2 separate regions of the Homo sapiens genome follow, and region 2 is linked to region 1. A link is an interaction called in ENCODE POLR2A ChIA-PET data of the cell type or tissue named here. Cell type or tissue: PC-9. All regions are shown on one strand. Links, peaks and the distances in the headings refer to the core of each region. The heading gives the core; the rest is flanking DNA. Region 1 overlaps SPNS3 (SPNS lysolipid transporter 3, sphingosine-1-phosphate (putative)). Region 2 overlaps SMTNL2 (smoothelin like 2).

Evidence for each region. ChIA-PET counts read pairs that join two places held together with the same protein. Peaks named below come from ENCODE experiments on the same cell type or tissue, not always from the same donor. Only the 100,000 strongest peaks of a DNase experiment are listed, where the experiment ranks them.
Region 2: POLR2A ChIA-PET joins it to region 1 with 17 read pairs; 2 of 35 experiments call an interaction of 5 or more read pairs at or near these places.

Annotation. Positions count from the first base shown.
Region 1 is chr17:4,443,187-4,446,079 of GRCh38, reverse strand. It overlaps SPNS3 (SPNS lysolipid transporter 3, sphingosine-1-phosphate (putative)), which reads right to left. Exons shown (of 12, transcript NM_182538.5): 3 at 912-1,048; 4 at 1-32. Among named protein-coding and RNA genes, the nearest start is that of SPNS3, 11 kb to the right of the region's middle. In PC-9, for the core only: no CTCF peak of the experiment used is centred there; a DNase peak (open chromatin) is centred at 1,159.
Region 2 is chr17:4,597,617-4,600,512 of GRCh38, reverse strand. All of the region lies in intron 7 of SMTNL2 (smoothelin like 2), which reads right to left. Among named protein-coding and RNA genes, the nearest start is that of LINC01996, 11 kb to the left of the region's middle. RefSeq lists enhancers at 1-49, 50-942, 943-1,835. In PC-9, for the core only: no CTCF peak of the experiment used is centred there; no DNase peak of the experiment used is centred there; H3K27me3 peaks cover 2,127 bases.

The DNA of each region.
Region 1 (2,893 bases), core at 1-2,500:
ATGCCCCGGGACAGGAAGAAGAGCCAAGAATACTGGGCGAGCAGGCACAAGACCACGGTGAGTTCCAGAAATCACCCATAGGGCCAGGGACCCGAGGGTTTGTCGGAGGAGCCAAGGGGACCTCATGACACAGGACCCCAGAGTAGGGAGAGGGGATCGGGGCTACAGACACCTCTCCACTCCAGGTTCCCAAAGTCAAACGTGTGTCCCCTGCAGCCACCACCTGCCCCCCTGCCCAGGGGAGCCCTTTTCCTGGGTCCCACCATTGCTAACCAGGCCAGTTCCCCAAGACAGCAGCTGTTACCCCCAGCCCCACCCCCAGCAGAGTCGGGCAGAAATGAAGCTGGTGCGGCAGTGAGAGGTAGGAGAGAGGGGGCCTCCTGTTAAGAAAGTCCACTGGCTTGGCCAGGCATGGTGGCTCACGCCTGTAATCCCAGCACTTTAGGAGGCCGAGGTGGGTGGATCACCTGAGGCTGGGAGTTCGAGACCAGCCTGGCCCACATGGTGAAACCCTGTCTCTACTAAAAAATACAAAAATTAGCTGGGCGTGGTGGCACGCGCCTGGTATCCCAGCTACTCTGGAGGCTGAGACAGGAGAATTGCTTGAACTCGGGAGGCAGAGTTTGCAGTGAGTCGAGATCACGCCATTGCACTCCAGCCTGGGCAACAAGAGCGAAATTCTGTCTCAAAAAAAAAAAAAAAAAGTCCACCAGCTCTGCCCTGTGCAGACTCAGGCTGGAGACTGGAGACTGTGCTCTCACCTTCTCTCCCAGCCCTCAGTGCAATCCCTGATCCAGTCACAGCCAGGAATGGAGCAGAATTGTCCCCACGCAGCTCTGACGGGGCTGAATCAGGGAGGAAGCAGGTGGGGAAGGGGCCTCAGGGGCCTGGACAGGGGCATGGACACGTACCCGGGGGGAGATGAAGGAGCTAGAGAGGCCAGCTCCTGACCACAGCAAGATACCGAAGCTCATGGTAGCCTTGCGGCTATGTCGGTCGCCCAGGTAGCCAAACACAGGTGCAGACAGCAGCAGGCAGCTAACGAAGACTGAAGGAGACACACAGGGGCAGCCTGGATCCCCCCACGACCGTGGCAGGGCAGATGGCCCAGCAGGCCCAGGGAAGGAGCCTGACTCAGATGCCACAAGCTGGCATCTTGGCAGTGGGCCCAGGGTATGAGGAAGAAAAGATAAGGTGAACCTCACAGTGCGTGGCCAACATGCAGCCGCAGCCCAGAGTGTGGAGGCCTCAATCTGGCCCCAAACCCAAAGCCCAGCTCTGCCGCTTGCTCTGAGTGTCACCCCAACACTGGAGAGGTCACCATCCTCTCCCAGGATGGTGAAGGTGAGATGGGAACTGAATGCGGAGCGTCAGGCATGGAGCAGATGCCAGTTTCCCGGCTTTACAAACACACATGACCCCCGTGAGCCTGGATATGGGGACAGGTCTGATTTTTCATTCATGCACCTACTGGGGCAACGGGGAGCAGGGAAAGAGGGAAGTCAGCCTGGGCCTACTCTGAGCAGCAGATGAGGACGCTTTAGAATGAGCACACTGGGCCGGGCGCGGTGGCTCACGCCTGTAATCCCAGCACTTTGGGAGGCTGAGGCGGGCAGATTGCCTGAGCTCAGGAGTTTAAGACCAGCCTGGGCAACATAGTGAAACCCCATCTCTACTAAAAAAAAAAATACAAAAAAATTAGCCAGGTGTGATGGTGGGCATCTGTACTCCCAGCTACTCGAGAGGATGAGGCACAAGAATCGTTTGAACCTGGGAGGCGGAGGTTGCAGTGAGCCGGGATCACGCCACTGCACTCCAGCCTGGGCGACAGAGCAAGACTTGGTCTCAAAAAAAAAAAAGAATAAGCATATTGACTGTGAACTAGTGATGATTCCAGGAAGCCAGGAAAAAGTTGGTTTTCCTACATAGGTAAAATGTTCCCTGGACACAGCTGCATTTATACTTTTATTTTACTTTTTGAGACAAAGTCTCGCTCTGTCACCCAGGCTGGAGTGCAGTGGTTCAATCTCAGCTCCCTGCAGCCTCTGCCTCCTGGCCTCAAGCCATCCTCCCATCTCAGCCTCCAGAGTAGTTGAGACTACAGGCAAGTACCACCACACCTGGCTAATTTTTGTAGTTTTTGCACAGACGGGGTTTCACCATCTTGTGCAGGCTGGTCTCGAACTCCTGGGCTCAAGGGATCCGCCCACCTCGGCCTCCTAAAGTGCTGGGGTTACAGGCGTGGGCCACTGTGCCCGGCCCACTGTCCATTTTTCTATTGGGCTGTTGTTTGTTAATATGTTTTGGAAATAAGTTCCCATAGTCTTTTATATTTGTTTTAAGAATTAGAAACGCAACTTCTGGGACTAAGTTGGCTGGGTTTAAATCCTGGCTCACCACTTTCTAGCTATGTGACCTTTGGTAGATTCCTTAACTCTTCGTGTTCCCCTTTCATCAACAGTGCTATTCCCTTGTTTGGTTACTGAGAGAATTAAGTAAAATAAAGCACATAAAAGTTATCTGCATAGCTTCATGTAAATGTCCAATAAATGTTATCTATTATTATTACTGATTGCATAATTTCAATCACCATCATACGGAAGTGTTTAGCTTTGTAGTCAAATTTATTAACCTTCTGGAGGGGCAAGTGTTATTTCATATCTTGTTTATGCATATCTTCTTTATCCAAAAGTTATAAAACTATTTCCCAGCTGGACGCGGTGGCTCACGCCTGTAATCCCAGCACTTTGGGAAGCCAAGGCCGGTGGATCACCCGAGGTCAGGAGTTCGAGACCAGCCGGGCCAACATGGTAAAATCCCATCTCTACTAAAAATACAGAAGTTAGCTGAGCATGGTGGCGGGCGCCTGTAATCCCAGCTACTGGGGAGGCTG
Region 2 (2,896 bases), core at 188-2,687, 150 kb before region 1:
CCTTGTGCCTTTAAGGCACTTGCTCGGGGAAATGCTTCATTCCTCACGCAAGGTGAACCCGTGGTTTGGGGACCTGTGTCCTCCTTTCCCTTCCAGAAGTTGTCTTGTCAGACCCCAGGCTCCTCTCATCCCACCCTGCCTGCCCCCAGGCTGCCTTTCTTAGCTCTGTGGTCCTGCTGCCTGCACGACCCTGGATCTGCTCAGCCTTTGCCGCAAACCTCAGGAACATCGGTGAGGACACTGACAGCTAGTACCCTCAGGCAGGTGTCCCTGCGCTTTCCTGCCAGCTCTTCTAACCAGCCTATTGTCCAACAAATGAGGTGATCCAAGCTGTCGTCCTCCCCAGAGGCCCCAGGCAGGCGAGCCAGTCTTCCCAGCCCTCTCCCCCTAGTACCTGGGAGATAATCTTACGGATGAGTCATGAGGGGAGGCCTCTTCCCAGGCTCTGAGCAAACTCCCCCGACCCCCCGGCACAGGCCTGCGGTGGACGCCCCTCCCCACGCCCTCGAGTCAGCAGAAAAGCAAGAACTCATCTCAGCGGCTTCATCAGACCCATCCTCCCTGCCCCCTCCACAGCTGGAGCAGGCCCAGGCCACCGGGAGGCGGGGCCCACGTTTTTACCCTGCTGTGTGCTCCGGGAAGGCAGAAGGCAAAACCTGGACCAGCCTCCGCCGCTGCCTCCCCATCACCCCACCAAGCTGGGAATAGAAGAAACATCTGTTTGGAGTCTAGAAGCTCCCTGAACTCAAACCTCGTGCTGGGGAAGCACAGCCCGGAATCGCTCTGGTTCTGGCTGCCAAGGGGAGCTGTGTTCCCTGCAGGCTGGGGCATGGGGCCACCACCCCATGGCCCGGGGCATCCCTCTCCCTGCCACAGCCTAGCCTGGTCTAGGGCAGAGGGTGACCAAGGTGACCAGGGCATAAGCGGGCATCACTGGACTTAGACAAGGAAGAATCCTGCAAGACAGTGTCGCCTCACCCTGGGGTGGGTGTGGGGGTGACCTCGCCGCTGGAGTGGGTGCTGGAGTGACCTTGCCGCTGGGGTGGGTGCTGGGGTATCCACCCCGATACCCTGACCCTGTGTCCTCTGACAGTCTGATTGACGGTTGCCACGTCTGGGCTTCGGCAGCTGGGCCCCATCCTCATGAGCTGCCCGCTCCCTGCACCACCCATTCCCCTTGGCTCCACCACACCATCGTCTGGATCCAGTTGCACAACACGCTCGTCCAGAGCTGTTTCTGCAATTAGGATGACAGCTAACCCCAAGCAGCCAAGACAGAAAGGCTTTTAAAGTATACAAGGAGTTCTTGTGACCCCAGGGGGCTGAGTCCAAGCGCGTCATCCAAGGCAACATAACAGGGCTGATACCGATATTCCAAAAACTCAGGCTAAGGAGCTCAGAGCCAGTCTCGATTCTGCCCTCGGAGAGAGAGTTGCTGCCCCAGAGAGGGGCAGCTATCTCAGGTCAAAGCGAGACTTACAATACCAAGTGCAGGTTACAAGACCCTCTGGCTCTGATTCTTTCCCTGGCCAGGCTCAGGGGCCGGGGTGGTGGGCCAGGGCCGGGGCTGGGGCCGGGGCCAGGTGGTTGGTGGTTGGGCTGGGAAAGGAATGAGGAAGGCAGGTGAGGCCTGGGGTGAGGCTCCTTTAACCCAACAAGCCCATGAGGACCACTTTTTTTTTTTTTTTAGAGATGGCGTCTCACTCTGCCACCCAGGCTGGAGTACAGTGGTGCGATCTCAGCTCACTGCAACCTCTTTCTCTTGGGTTCTAACAATTCTCCTGCCTCAGCCTCCTGAGTAGCTGGGACTCCAGGCGCCTGCCACCATGCCTGGCTAATTTTTTGTATTTTAGTAGAGACAGGGTTTCGCCGTGTTGCCCAAGCTGGTCTCGAACTCCTGAGCTCAGGCAATCCACCCGCCTTGGCCTCCCAAAGTGCTAGGATTACAGGTGGGAGCCACCGTGCCCGGCCAAGGACCACTCTTAAATGTGGGCACTGAGGACTCAGACCAGAAACAAACAAGGTCGGTTGTAGACCGACGTCAGAGGCTGACAACACAAGGCACAAAGGCAGGGAGAGAATAACAAACGCGCCCTCCAGAAGACTCGGCTTTGGGGACGGCCTTACTTCTCTCTGAGCTTCAGAGAGCTTAGCATTGGGCAGCCCCGAACACCACTCATCTGTGCCCTGCTCCCTGCCCTGGGGGCCAGGATGAACCACAGCCCTGGCCCTCTGTCTTCAGATTGGGTTCAGTCACCATGAGGCCCTGGCGTGAGGCAGGAGGGGAATGAGGTTGGGACACTTATCCACAGCTCCCTCCCTGCCAGGTCGCAGCGAGCTGACTGCAACCATTTGCCCAAAGCGCAGCTCTTATCAGACAGTCCTCCGCACCCAGGCCACGGGCTGAGATCCGCCACACTGCTGTTATCCCGAGGCTGCTGCATGAGGCCTGACCCACGACCTCATTCCTGCCCACGCCTTTGTAAAGGGTCCCTTTATTAAACTCTCCTCGCCCAGTTCTTGACTGTGCCCCCGTCCGCCGCTGGAGCCCTGGCAGACAGACCTGACTTTGCCAACTCTCCTGAGGCCCTCGGCCAAAAACCAAATCCCGAACTGGCTTTCCAGGTGCCTCCTGACCCCAGAGCCACCCCCAAATCTTCACCCTAGAGGTGGGACCTAAGAAGCTAGGCAATTTCACAATAAATGCCAGAACACCATTTCGGGAAGGAAAATCTTATTGGAAGCAAAAATCTCCTTTTAAGTGGCCCAGGTCATATCCAGTTCCTTGCTAACTGGCAGCTGTGGCTCATGCAAGCAACGGCATCTCTCCATCAGTCCAGAGAGGACAGATTCAGAGCTTTGGGGGACCCTGTCCTGCTGCCCTTCATGCCTGGTC